Regions from separate parts of the Homo sapiens genome. Here region 1 is linked to region 2. The links are chromatin contacts, found by Hi-C or POLR2A ChIA-PET in ENCODE. All regions are on one chromosome and are shown on one strand. The core of a region is the stretch at or near the end of the contact, and the rest is flanking DNA. Distances in the headings are between cores, read along the strand shown. Region 1 holds the start of TUBAL3 (tubulin alpha like 3). Region 2 holds the start of UCN3 (urocortin 3).

Region 1 (6,720 bases), core at 4,097-6,596, 40 kb before region 2:
TTTTACTCCGAAGGCTGTGTCTCCCTGGTTTGCAAACTGTTCACTAGAATAAAGTCTCCTTTCTCCAAACTTCCTTTTCAGAGAACTTTTGTTCACAAGATAGGACCATGTGAATCGCTGACGCTTGGTCTTTTTACCCACAGAAACAGCCGTTTCATATTAATAGTTTCAACATACTTCGGTGAGATCCTCAGAATTCAGGGTCTGTCCTCAGCTTTGCAGGTCCTGAAACTGGTTTTGATTGTGTCATCAGAGGTGGTCAGTCCTTTGGTAACTTGTAATAACTACTCACAAAATGATAGATACTGCAGGATGTCAATGTGGGGATTCCAGTGGTGGGGGTGGGCACTTCTTTCCAGTGACCTGAATACTATTGTTTTATGCAGAGCAACTGTTTCCAATTTTCATTCACTTGAGAACTTATGATTTTGTTCAATTATTCACAAGAATTTATTAAATTCCTGCTATAATATGCCAGGATCTGTGCTAGACATTAGGGAAATAAGGAATAGAAGACAAATTTTCATCAGAAAATGGCTGGGTACCATAGAAGAAGAGCAAAGAAAAGTGACCGCTCTGAGGGTTGGTCATTGAAGACCTGGGAAAGGCTGGTGACATCTCTTGATCTTACAAGAGATCAACTTTCTGGTGTCTGAATGCCATTGTCCCCATGTTCTATGTCTTACACTGTATAGAACAGTCCCAAAACCATGACAAATGTTCTCTGAATCCTCTCTCTTTCAGTTCCCCACAAATCATCCTTCTCCCTTAAAATATTCACCGGGATAGGGTTTGAGGAAATTGTTTTGATTTCAGCTTTCATATATATAAAATCAGACTCTAGAACTCCCTCTCTGAGAAGATATTCCTACTAACTTGACTAGAGCAAAGTGTAACCCAAACTTTTTCAACCATGGATTTGCAAAACAAATATTCTTTTGGGGAACTTCCTCAAAGATTATTTCCAAAACCTTCAGCCCTATGTGATGACACCAATCATTTTGCAAGTTGATATTAAATAAATTCAACAATCAATAAATGAATGTAAATTATTATGTAAATCAATAATTTAAAAACCTATTTTCTTTCATTATCTAAGTAAATCAAACTATTTTTGCAAAACTGCTTACCAAGTTTTATATATATATATATATATATATGTATATATTAGAGTACAAAGTGTTCATCAAAACACTTTATTAATTTCCAAATTATTTGATGATTTTGATGTGATATTTTGTTTGCCATTGCTATCACTAGCTAAATGATTCCCCTTTGGTCTGTAGGCTCCCATAGAAAAATGTAGCAAATTTGCAAACAATGACCTACCATTAGAAAACTAGTAGTCTTAATAACTAGAGAATTGCCCTTTGCATCAACGTTTTTCTTTTTTGTCTGAATCTTCTCATAGCTTCTCATGAACTAACAGCAATTACATTCAGGAGAATGAATGTCTGTATGTGTGCATATACATATAATTTATATATAGAATGTTATAATAAAGTCTGAAATTTTTAAAAATATATTTACTATATCTACTATTGATTAATTTACAAAACTGTTTATTAGACTGTAATTTTTAATTGGGTCAAACTTAATTGTTCCTGCCAAATGAAAGGGAGTGTAGTCCAACAGCTAAGTATGTGGACTGCATTGATTGTCATTCTGACAAGCAGAAGTGTACTTATAGGCACAATAGGGCAGAATATTTGAAATCAGGTTTGTCATCCCTTAAAATCTATCACTGTGTGTGTATGTGTGATGTGGGGGGAGGTTGTTTCATTTTTTGCCTCAATCAGTCAATCAATCAATCAATCATCTATGAATCATTTGTTTACCATATTGGTTTACTCTTAGGTATTCCAATGAGGAAAATGGAAAACTCCAAAATCTAGCTGTTGAGCTTAGAGAACAATAAAATTTGAGATGAAATATGTGTGGCCAGAGAAGGTGCTATTAATCCAAAGTAGACTGTAATTCATTTTTCTTAACGCTTAGACTATCTTCCTAAAGACATTGCAGGTCTAAAAGACTGATTTATATTAGTAGTAGGAGAGGAGAACAGAGGAGGAAGGAGAAAGGGGTTTCAGTGCAATGGTAGGGGCCAGAGAGAATGGCAAAGGACAGTGATCTGGCTGTGGTTGTGAGGCTGCCAACAGAGAATTACCAAAGAGAACTTCAGAAATGTCAGAATGTCAATCAGAATTATTGCTCAGAGTTGAATAATTTTTTTTTTTTGTAACAAATTTTCATGCTTAGAAGGTTTTGTTTGTCTCATTACTTGGCCAGTGAATTGACTGGCTCACAATGAAAAATACTTAAGAAAGGAACTTTTTTTTTTTTTTGAGATGGAGTTTTGCTCTTGTTGCCCAGGCTGGAGTGCAATGGCGTGACCTTGGTTCACTGTAACCTCCGCCTCCAGGGTTCAAGTGATTCTCCTGCTTCAGCCTCCAGAGTAGCTGGTATTACAGGTGCCTGCCACCACACCCGGCTAATTTTTTGTATTTTTAGTAGAGATGGGGTTTCACCACATTGGCCAGGCTGGTCTTGAACTCCTGACCTCAGGTGATCTGCCCACCTTGGCCTCCCAAAGTGCTGCGATTACAGGCATGAGCCACTGTGCCTGGCCAAGAAAGGAACTTTGAACAAGGACATCGTAACTATAAATACCACACTTTTATCACTCTGCCATTTTTTCACCCTCAGAACCTAAGGGTGGCCACCAAGTATGTCAGAGTCAGTATTGTGTGTGTGATTTATTTTAAGGAATAAGTTAGTGTGATTGTGGGGCTGTAAAGTCTGGAATCAGTAGGGCAGGCTGGCAGACTGGCAGGCTGGAAACTCCTGAGTAACAGCTAAAGCTGAAACTAAAGGTGCCATCCTTAGGAGAAATTTCTTCCTCAGAGAAATCTCCATTTTACTCTTATGGTCTTTCAACTGATTGGATGAGGCCCACTCACATTATTGAGGATGATGTCCTTTACTTAAAGTCAAAGTTTACTGGAGATGTTCACCACACCTCCACAATGCCTGCACAGCAATACCCAGACTAGTGTTAGATTGGATAACTGGGTGCCACAGCCTAGCCAAGTTGACACAAAAACTATCACCCCAGAAGGCCTCTTCAGACGTGAAATTCCAATTATTATCACTTGAGGAAACTTTTTTCTTTAAGACTTAGTCTTTCAAAGAAATAAGGAATTACTAAAAGATAAGATGCATTTCTTAAATTATACTACAAAAGAGATTTTTCTAGTTTCTTTCTAATTCCTACGTAAATCTAAGTTAATCATAGCTCCATGTCAGACTGACAATTTTTAAAAGTTAATGAAAGATACTGAGTACATCAGTGGACTAGAAATGAGATACTCACATTATCTGATTTTTCCCTCATCTTGTTTCAAACTGAAAATATCTGGGACCAGTGGGAGAAAATTTGATACAGCAACAAAATAAATATCATTCTGATTTTATAAAATGGAACTGGCTTAATTTTTCTTTTCATTATATGGAACTACCAGGATGCTAAACATTTGGGGAGTTATTGACAGAGACAGATAGGATTGACTTTATGAAGATCAAAATGAGAGAAAGTATAATTTATAATAAGTTCAGGAGAAAATTGCTGAAGAACACTATGGTTTCTTCATTTTCTCAAAGTTGTAAGGAAGAATTGGTAGAAACCAAGATTCTTGAGTAACAGAAATTTTGTTTTGATTACTGAATAATAAAATTGTTACTATGCTAACAAAACATGTCATTAATTCAAAAGAAGATCAGGAAGAAAAGAGAACTTAGAAAATGGAGACAAACAGAAAGCACAAAATAAAATAGTACTCTATATCTAAACCCAACTATATTAGTTATTATATTAAATGTAATGAGCTGAATTCTCCAATTCAAATACAAAAATAGAAAAAAAATTCAGTTATATCATGCATACAAAGAACACATCCAAAATATGAGAATATGGAAAGGTTTTAAGTTTCTAAGAATGTAAAACGATGGGAAAATACATCATTCAAATGTGAACCAAAAAACTGTATTAAAGTAGTAATATTAATATTTGATCATAAAAACTTTAAGGTAGGCCAAGGCGGGCAGATCACGAGGTCAGGAGATCAAGACCAGCCTGGCCAACATGGTGAAACCCTGTCTCTATCAAAAATACAAAAAAATTAGCTAGGAATAGTGGCACACACCTGTAATCCCAGCTACTTGAGAGGCTGAGGCAGAAGAATCGCTTGAACCTGGGAGGTGGAGGTTGCAGTGAGTTGAGATCGCACCATTGCACTCCAACCTGGACGACAGAGCAAGACTGCATCTCAAAAAAAAAAAAAAAAAAACTTTAAGGTAAAAATAATTAATGTATATAAGGAGGGTAATTTAAAAATAAAAAATTGTTAAAGTTTTTGAAAATATAATAATTTAAAATTTATGTGCTCTTCATAACATGGCCTCAAAATGTATAAAGGAAAAATTGACAGAAAAAGAAATAATGGGTAAATTCACAATTATAATGAAAACTTTTAATACATCTTTTGAAATAATTGATACGTAAAATTTGGACTACACAATAAATCCATTTGATTTAATAGATTGATTGATTGAATGATCGGTCTATCTAAAATATTGCATCCAACAAATGTAGAATGCACATTCTTTTCAACACTCATGGAATATTTTCAAAAATTGACCATATAGTAGAATATAAAGGAAGCTTTAGCAAATATATAAGGAGAGAACTCAGTTAAGATGTGTGATCTGATCTTAGTGCAATTAATAAAAAATAATAACATAAGTATATATTATGTATAATAATATAAAAGTTCAAAAGACAATAATAATAAAAACAGAAAATTCCCATATGTTTGGATGTGGTAGTGGTTGAGAGGCATGCATAGGACACAGATGTAAAAAGGACACTGTCTTGGTTTGCTGTATGTATTCAGGGATTGTTTAAATTTATTTAAGAAGATATTCACATAGTACTCATGCAATAGAAAAAGCTACTTTGCTGTTGCAGAAAATTTTACTCATACTCCTTCCTTTTCTCTGCCAATGCTAAATAAATTCTTAACCCAAAAGGGTGATTTTTAAAAGACACATGTTCTTTTCAACATAGTTATAAGTTGGACGCAGATTTGGATAAGCTCTCAGTAGTTCATCTGCAGCTGTGTACAAACTTTATCCCGGGTTGTTCAGGCCCAACACAGCTACTCTGAGACCAGATAACTAAAAAAACTAAAAAGAAGCTATACTGCTTTAAGTGAAGAAAGCTCCAGCCCTCAGGTGGAGTCATTTCCGGGCCCTGTGATAAAGCTCAGCTGGGAGGCTCCTCAGTCATTACTACAGGGCAGGAAGGGCACGTTCTCATCAGCATGGTAAGTGACTACACGCCTATGCATTGTTGTAGGAAATTTTACTAATCATATTTGGCCCTTTTCCCACAGCAAACAATTCTTAATAAAATTGTAATGCAAGAGAAGACATTTGTAAAGAAACATTTGTTTCTTTCAATGTCCAAGTAGATGAGTTGGGAGCAGATGTGGACAGGCTGTAATCTATTCCTCTGTAATGTTGCTTCTTTCAAGGTAAAGCTCAGTTGATTTGCAGTAGCTCACTGCCATTAATTGAAGCACTGAAGCAAAAACCTTTCCTTCCTTTAGTTTTCACCTTTGTTTTAGGCCCAGAGTGCTGATTTTTCTGTAGATATTCATTGCTTCACTTTTCGTTAGGCTGTTAAGAGTTTCTGAGGACTTCAGACTTAGGTAACCGTGGCTAACCTCATAAATGCCTGGCAGGGTAAAGTGCGCAGACATCTTCTTTGCCCTCCCTTGAGTTTAGTTCTTTGGGCACCACAATGAATAGAATAACTTACAATAATTCTGTTTTGGGATGACCTTTTCAGATCCATTTGCCCTTTATTTTTTTCTGTGCCAGTTTTTCAGTATCTTTGAATTTTTAATTCTTCAATGGAAGCAACATTTCGAACTGCTTCTTGATCTTTGATTTCTCACCCCATTGGTCTCTCTGTCCAACATTTAAAAAATTTTAAATTGTTTTGCTTTTAAAAATTATGCCTTTCAACATGAGAGAGACTTGTGATAATAGCATGTTCTGTATCTTATCACTGTCAACATTCTGGGTGTGATTTTGTATTATGGTCTTGCAAGATGTTTCCACTGCGGGAAATGGGTAACGGATGCAAGGGATCTTCCTATGTTATTTCTCACAGCTGCATATCAATCTACAAAGACCTCAAAATTGAAAGTTTAACTGAGAGTTATGCTTTTCTAGTAATTCAAATAATCCTTATAGCAGCGTTTAATAATGTGCTATGACTTATCAGTGTTGACGTTCAGTGGACATTTTATAGTCTTCTACTTTATAGTGTGACTAATATTTTCATAGAGAATTTGGAAAAAAAGGGAGAGGCTAAGAGAAGAATAAGGCAAAGATAGTCTTCTACACCCTTGGACAGAGTTATGTTATAAGCTAAGCTCCTTCAAAGACGAAGGATGCTTGTTAGTCCAGGCTATTCGTGCTGATTTCAAAAAGAACAGCATCACTCTGCTTTCTGAGTCACTTGAACAGACCACGTGAAGAGGAACAATCTTTTTTTTTTTTAATGTTAGTGATTATTTTTACTGTGACTATTATGAACAAATACCACATGTACACCTGAATTTTACTCGTCACTGTAACACAGGACTGGGT
Region 2 (7,028 bases), core at 2,838-5,337:
ACACAGCCTGCGGGGCCCCGTCCCAAGAGTTTCTGAGTCACTGGGTCTGGATGCTCCTGAGAACATGCATTTCTAGCACAGTCCCACGTGATGCTGATGCTGAGGTCTGAGGGCCACACTCTGAGAACCGCTGCTCTGCGTGCTCTGACCCGACTCTGGACTCCTTAGAGCTGTACCCCGGAGTTCCAGGGGTGCACTAACCGTCCCTGTGGAAAATGGGCTTTTCTTTCCTTAAATGTTGCATTCAATAGGCAGACCTTCAGCTTTCTCATTTACAGAGGACCTAATGAGTTGTTTTTCATAAATAGAGTATGAAGCATGGTTTTAGCTGCCTTATACCTTGAAGGCATCTTAAAGCTTGGAAATTATTTCGAATGGCTTGCTAACCCTGAAAGGGTTTAAAAAAACAAAAACCAATTTGGAAAGGTTAATACTGGGGGGAAAGTGGTGGAGAAACTTTGTCTCTCTGTCCCTTTCTTCCTTCATCCCTTTTTTCCTTTCACTACCAGACTCAGTCCTGTCCCTCCCACTCACTAGCTCATGCCTAACCGCCCAGGACCTCACTATTTTCCTCTGTGAGAGCAGGGGATTGAGTTCGAGAATCTTTGTTCTGATTTCTTTCTTTTTCTACTTCTGAAAGCCAGAGGTCCCTCTACGAAAAGCACTGGGAGAATGAAATGAGTTCTTGATTTTCACCAAATGAAAGGCGCCTGGACTCTGGGTGGGTGTAAGCTAAAATAGAGGGTGCTGGCCGGACTGGGTGGCTCACACCTGTAATCCCAGCACTTTGGGGGGCCGAGGCAGGTGGATCACCTGAGGTCAGGAGTTTGAGACCAGCCTGGCCAACATAGTGAAACCCTGTCTCTACTAAAAATACAAAAATTAGCCAGGCGTGGTGGCACACGCCTGTAATCCCAGCTACCCAGAAGGCTGAGGCAGGAGAATTGCTTGAGCCTGGGAGGTGGAGGTTGCAGTGAGCCAAGATCATGCTACTGCACTCCATCCTGGGTGAAAGAGTGAGACTCTGTCTCAAAAAAATAAATAAATTAAAAAAATTAGAGGGTGCTGAGATGCAACCCTGGAGCTACCCTCAGGCCTCCCTCTGTGGGTTCCACATGGCTCTCTCCCCACTGCCCCACCACCCCATTTGTTTATTTTGCTTCCTCACTCAAACCCTGCACCCCAGCCCAGGGAACCCCTCCCTGCTCCTTTCTATTTCCTTCCCGGGGCAGCATTCTGCATTTACCCTCAAGCACTTAGAACTTTGCAGAATAATTGCAAATATTACTGAGAACTCAGACTACTTTCTGAGTTCAAGCCCATCTTGGGGCTCTGCTCACACGGACTGGCCCTTTAGTGTAAATCAACACTTGAGTTTACCTGTCTATCTCCACCCCTTAAAGACACTTTGGGTGTTATATTTCTTTGGTGTCTCCATTTCTGCTAAATATGCCAAGCCTTTCACTATCCCTCTGGGTCATTTGGCTCTCAGCAGTGACTCAGGATGCTTGGAAAAGCCTGACATGGCCAATAGTGCCTTATACTAAATCATATTCTCAATCAATATTTGTTGAATGAATTGAAATTCAGATTAGTATTCAGGCACTTAATTAAATCAATTTATTTTCCAAAGCAAAACAACCTCTTTTAAATTCTTTCATGGATGTACATTCTCTCTGCAAATCATGTTGTTACGTATCACAGAGGAAAAAATCTTTTATATGGCATACTTTTTTGGTTTTGTTTTTTAATTATGAAATCATACATGTGTACCTAGAGTCACTTGAAAGATGAGGGCTTCTGAACATGAAACAGCCTCGTCTAAGTAACTTTCTGCAATTTTCCTGTGAAAAAGTTCAGGTTTTCCCTTGCAATGGGCTAGCCTCTGGATGTGTTCCCTGGAAGTGCTACCTGTCTCATCTCAGTTACAAAAGCAAGGCATTGGGGAGAGGGAGTGAGATCCCTTTTACCTCTATATTTACTTTTTCACATTTTTGGGGTCAATTTGTAAATACTGTGCCTTTTAAAAAATGCATTACCTTCTTATTTTTCAAATCCCAAGTCTACCATCAGAGAAGAATACTGTAATCACGGCTAGGGTGCTGAAGGTGTGGAAAAATCTGTGAAAGTGTCAGGGAGCAAGTGTCCTGCGTGGCGCTCTGTTCTTGGTGCATCTGCAGGTAGCAGACCTTTCTCTCTCTGCAAACCCTCAGCTCTAGCCTGCACACGGTTGTGAGGGTATTGAAAGGTGTCCCCTTACCATCAGCAATGATGCAAAGTTACACAGCAAAGGAACCTCCCAGAACTGTGAATTGGACATGATAGGGACGCCCGGTGCTGAGCTTAGTTTTAGATCGTTTAAAATGTAAGGGTTCTTTGCAACCCTGGATGGTTTCACCATCAAAGTGTGTGAGTGGCTGGGGGCTGGAAGGTAGATTCAGATTTCTTTCCAGGACTTTTCTTTTTAGGATCTGTTTAGATTTGTTTAGGGTTTATAGGATAAAAGAAAAGGAACTCTCCCCAAAGAAGAAAAGATACTCTGTACTTCCCACATAAAGTCTAATTTTGCAAGTTTCTCCTTTTACATTCCTTGGACTCTTCTGCCATATTCTTGGTGAAACAGCACAAAAGTTTAAGATTTCTCTGCAGTCTGCCACGAAAATAACTGGGCACCATCTAGTTATTAATACATTTGAGGGGCAAAGCTCTACACCTGTATTTTTCTCTGGGTGCCTGAAACTCAACCATTCCTTTGGGCTATGGTGACAGTAGCACTTGTCGAGGATGCTGTAAAGAGACACAGTTACTTCTGGGAGCTGTGGCAGAGCCAAGCACTGAAACGTGAGGGACCTGGGTCAGCCTCCAATTCCCAGCACCTCACAGGGAGAGGACAGGACATGAAGCAGCAAAGGCAGGAGGCAAACAGTACTGATCACACATCTCTGCCAAGTGCAGAGCTATTCCTGTGGGCTCCGTTTGTCTGCAAACACTGATAAGAAGTTAAACTGAAACTAGACCACTTAAAACGTTTTAAAAATCTCACATTTGTTATTTTTGGTAGGTGGCTATGCTTGGGAAAGAAATTGCGAACAGGAATTTTCAGAAAACATAAACATCAAACATCCATCTCCCCTTCACAGGTAGGAGTTAGCCATTGTAGGTATCTGCACACACCCCCGCAATGTTCCTAGTGTGGCAAAGGGCTCTGGGCTTTGGTGGCAGAGGACCTGGCTGGGGAAACTCCCTTGCCTCTGACTTTTCTTGGGTGAATCCCTTAACCTGCATTTCACTTGCCGCGTCCTAGGAAGGAGACGTTACCTGCTTCACAGGTGTGCCCGAGAGTGACGGGAGATGGCACAGGTGAAGGTTTGTGGCACAGGTAAACAGTAAGTGCAGGTGTCCTCGCTGCTTTGCAGGCGGCGTGGAGTCATGTCCTGTGGCTCCCATTAGCCCCGGCATCCCTACCCCATCCCCATTTGTAAACTGTCTCCGAGGACTGACTTTCCTGTGCACAGCTGTGCTCTGTTCAGAGAAAACAGATTTGTGTGAACACCTTCTGCCTCTGATCTAACACCTTTGGAAAGAGGGTCTCTCTATACCAACGTGGGAATGTGATTGTGCCTCCCTGAGAAACTTCCCCTGGTCCCTTTGGGGCTGATTTCTGCTGATTGGGTGGGGGGCGTTCAGCATCGCTCCCTTGGGCTTCCACCCAGGGGCGCTAGCAGCTCTCATCTCTCACACCTGTCTAGTGCATGGCACCTCCTGCTTAAATTAGGGCAGATACATTTACCCTTCATAAGTCAGTCCCAGCCACAAGCTTACCCGAGAGTGGACTTCCCTCCGCAGCGAAACGCTCAGGGAGGCCGGCGCAGCTTCAGGGCCAGGAGGGCGGCCCCGTGCACGTCCCCATGAACTTGTGGCTGCTCCGGGGTCTCGGCTCCTGCTTCTCCGGTATTGTTCCTAAGTGGGCTGTGATATTCCCTCTCTATGGAAACGGTCCCCTCCCCTGTGTGTATATAAAAGTGACAGATCACAGGGTGGATCGTAATTCCAGACGTGGTGTCTACGCTGGGATGAGATTTCATTTAAAATACAACCAGAACCAGCCGTCCACGTCATGCAGACGACAGGTGCTCCAACCTCGACCCCTCCCACCTCTGCTTCCCACCCCGCCCTTCTACCCCCCAACTCCTTTTGCATCCTAGCAACTTGCTTCATTGATAAAAGCAAAGAACAAAAAAGAAAAAGAAGAAATAAAAACTCAAAACAAAACAAAACAAAAATCCTGGTAAAGTGAGAAGCAGTGTCTTTGAAGAATTTTATTGCTGATCTTAGTTCTAACTAATTTCAGTTTCCCCCACATTCCCCTTGCCCTAACTCTCCTTCTGTAAATGTAGAGCCTGGACCTGCTTTGAAAGCAGAGAAGGGGTTTAAAATCCACCTGTTGCCGTGTTGTTTTGTGGGTTCTGACCGTGCAGCGTCATCTGGCCGCACACGTAGCCCCTTGTGCTTGTCACACACTCGGTGCCTACTCCCCACATAAAGTCTAATTATGCAAGTTTCTCCTTTCACATTCCTTGGGCTCTTCTGCCGTACCCTCAGTGAAACAACACGAAAGTTTAAGATTTCTCTGCAGCCTGCCGCGAAAATGACTGAGCACCATCTATTTGTTAATACGTTTGAGGGGAAAGCTCTACACCTGCATTTTTCTCTGGATACCTGAAACTCAACCATTCCTTTGGGCTATGACAGCAGGTCATCATACACCAGAGGTCTGGAGGTTTTAGTGGGAAATGGCTTGGATTTTACTCGTTTATGCATCCTATATTTATTGAGGACTTACTGTGTACCAGGTATTGCCAAGACACCCACGAGTTCAGAGATAAGTAAGTTGTGGCCCCTAACCATACAGGGCCTCATGGTTTAGAAAGGTAGGGAAGGCTGGGTGCGGTGGCTTATGCCAGTAATCCCAGCACTGTGGGAGGCCGAGGCGGGCAGATCACGAGGTCAGGAGTTCAAGACTAGCCTGGCCAACATGGTGAAACCCCGGCTCTACTAAGAATACAAAAAAAATTAGCCGGGCATGGTGGCGAGTGCCTGTAATTCCAACTACTCAGGAGGCCAAGGCAAGAGAATCACTTGAACCTGGGAGGTGGGGGTTGCAGTGAGCTGAGATGGCGCCATTGCACTCCAGCCTGGGCAACAGAGTGAGACTCCATCTCAAAAGAAAGAAAGAAAGAAAGGTAGGTAAAAAATGCTACAGAAGAGAGCAGTCCTGTCTACTCAAGACAGGAGAGGAGAGCAGGAGGGGTTTCAGACAGAAAGGATGGATCAGCATGGACTGAGCCAGGGCTGAGAGGAACGGGAGAGAAGGAGGACGATGGGAGGGAGGTGTTGGTGGGTGCAGAGGCTGCTCTGCACTAAGGTGCTCCAAAGGCCTGCGGAGTTGGGAGTTTATTCCATATGTAATGGGGAGATGTGGGAGACTACGGTCTGTTGACCCCTTATTCACAGATGAGGAAGCTGAGGCTGTAAAAAGTGACCTGCTGGGACCCCACAGGCCCAGGGTGACAGAGTCAGGTGAGAACCAGGCCTGACGCTGGGCTCAGTGCTCCTTTCACTGGGCTGAGCTGATGACAAGGGGCCCTGCAAGACCGGCTGGCTGTCCCTAGCCCTCCTCCCAGACGGCTGCTCCACTCTCGTGAATTCCTGCAGGTGAAGAGGTAAGAGGTCTTCTGAAATTACCAAAACTCTTTAAAGCCCATGAGCATTTGGAGGAACAAATGGAAAGCTGTTGTGGGGAAGGACTTCAAGACTCTGTACTCCCCATTTTAAGTCTCTTTATGGAGATAGGAAATTGGACCTCCCTCTCTTCCTTCTTTCAGAGCTGCCTGGGCTAGGATCCTCTTGAGATTGGAGGCAACATGAAACTGAATCTGTGTTTCAATTCAAATTCATTACTTCATTCATTCATTCATTAGTTCATTCATTCATTCATTCATTAGTTCATTCCTTCATTAGTTCCTTCATTCATTCATTTGTTCTAGTTTTTGTGAGGTTTTTGTTCTGCTTTCCATTTCAGATAATGATGCAGTAATGGAATTTATGCAGGTTGAGGGGTAGATTTCCACCTGAGTTTAACTCTCCTGTCTGCCTTATGGGCTCTGAGATGCCAGGGATCTGGCAACGTTGGTCTCCCAGGGCAGGGTTTCCCATCCTCAGCACTGTTGACATTTTGGGTGAGGTAATTCCTTGTTGGCCTTGGGGTCTGCCCTGAGCTCTGGAGGAATTTAGCAGCATCCTGGGCATCTACCCATTAGATGCCAGTAGCACTCCCCTCTTTGTCTGTGACCATCAAAAATGTTTCCAGACATGTCCTCTGGGGGCATGAGGACCACTTCCCTACAGTATGGGGTTTAGAAAGAGAGACGATGAACCCTGGCTTCTTTTCTTACCTTGTTTCCTCTGAACTTCCTAGAAATCCTCCTACCCTGAGGCCACCTCGCTGGGACTGAAGGGTCTTGGTGTTGGTGGCTGTTCTTGGAGCCTGCCGTCCCTTCGTCACACAGAGCAGGCTCATCGGCTCCCACTGGTCCATCCTGGGTGGGCTTTGGCATTGTCCAGTGACTTCTGCTAGCCTGGATGGAGTTCCACACAGAATGTTTCATGGACATGAGCAGCTGTAAGGGTGCAGTCCAGGGTGTAGTTTTCTAGAAATGTCAAGAAATAGTACATTTGCTTTACAACTTGAATGACGCATCTGGTGGGGGACTGAACAGAGGCTTGGGCAGCAAGAAGATGATGAGTAGCAAAACCTCTGGAGTGTCATTTCTAGCAAACAACGATTTCCCTCCCTCCCCATGGCTGATGTGTGAATGTGGCGTGTTTCTACACTTGCACTTCTCTCTGGCCTTTGTGAGTCATTGGTATCTTCCGTGGACTCAGCATGAGCATGTTGTTCAGGGATGTAAATGTCCTGTAGAGGGTACAAAGAGGGCCAGGGTGAGAAGAAAAAGCTGATCAGCTTC

Evidence for each region. Hi-C counts contacts between places; a loop is a spot of excess contacts on that map. ChIA-PET counts read pairs that join two places held with the same protein, here RNA polymerase II (POLR2A).
Region 1: a map with no recorded cell type shows a loop between it and region 2 (12-fold over the local background). The contact joins the promoter of TUBAL3 here to the promoter of UCN3 in region 2. A Hi-C loop is called at or near these places in 1 of 37 single-sample maps with no recorded cell type. POLR2A ChIA-PET finds 5 or more read pairs at or near these places in 2 of 52 experiments (OCI-LY7 and activated T-cell).

The regions. Positions count from the first base shown.
Region 1 is chr10:5,403,454-5,410,173 of GRCh38, reverse strand. TUBAL3 (tubulin alpha like 3) reads left to right here and starts at 5,346. Exons shown (of 4, transcript NM_024803.3): 1 at 5,346-5,384. The coding sequence starts at 5,382.
Region 2 is chr10:5,362,025-5,369,052 of GRCh38, reverse strand. It overlaps UCN3 (urocortin 3), which reads right to left and starts at 4,087. Exons shown (of 2, transcript NM_053049.4): 1 at 3,823-4,087.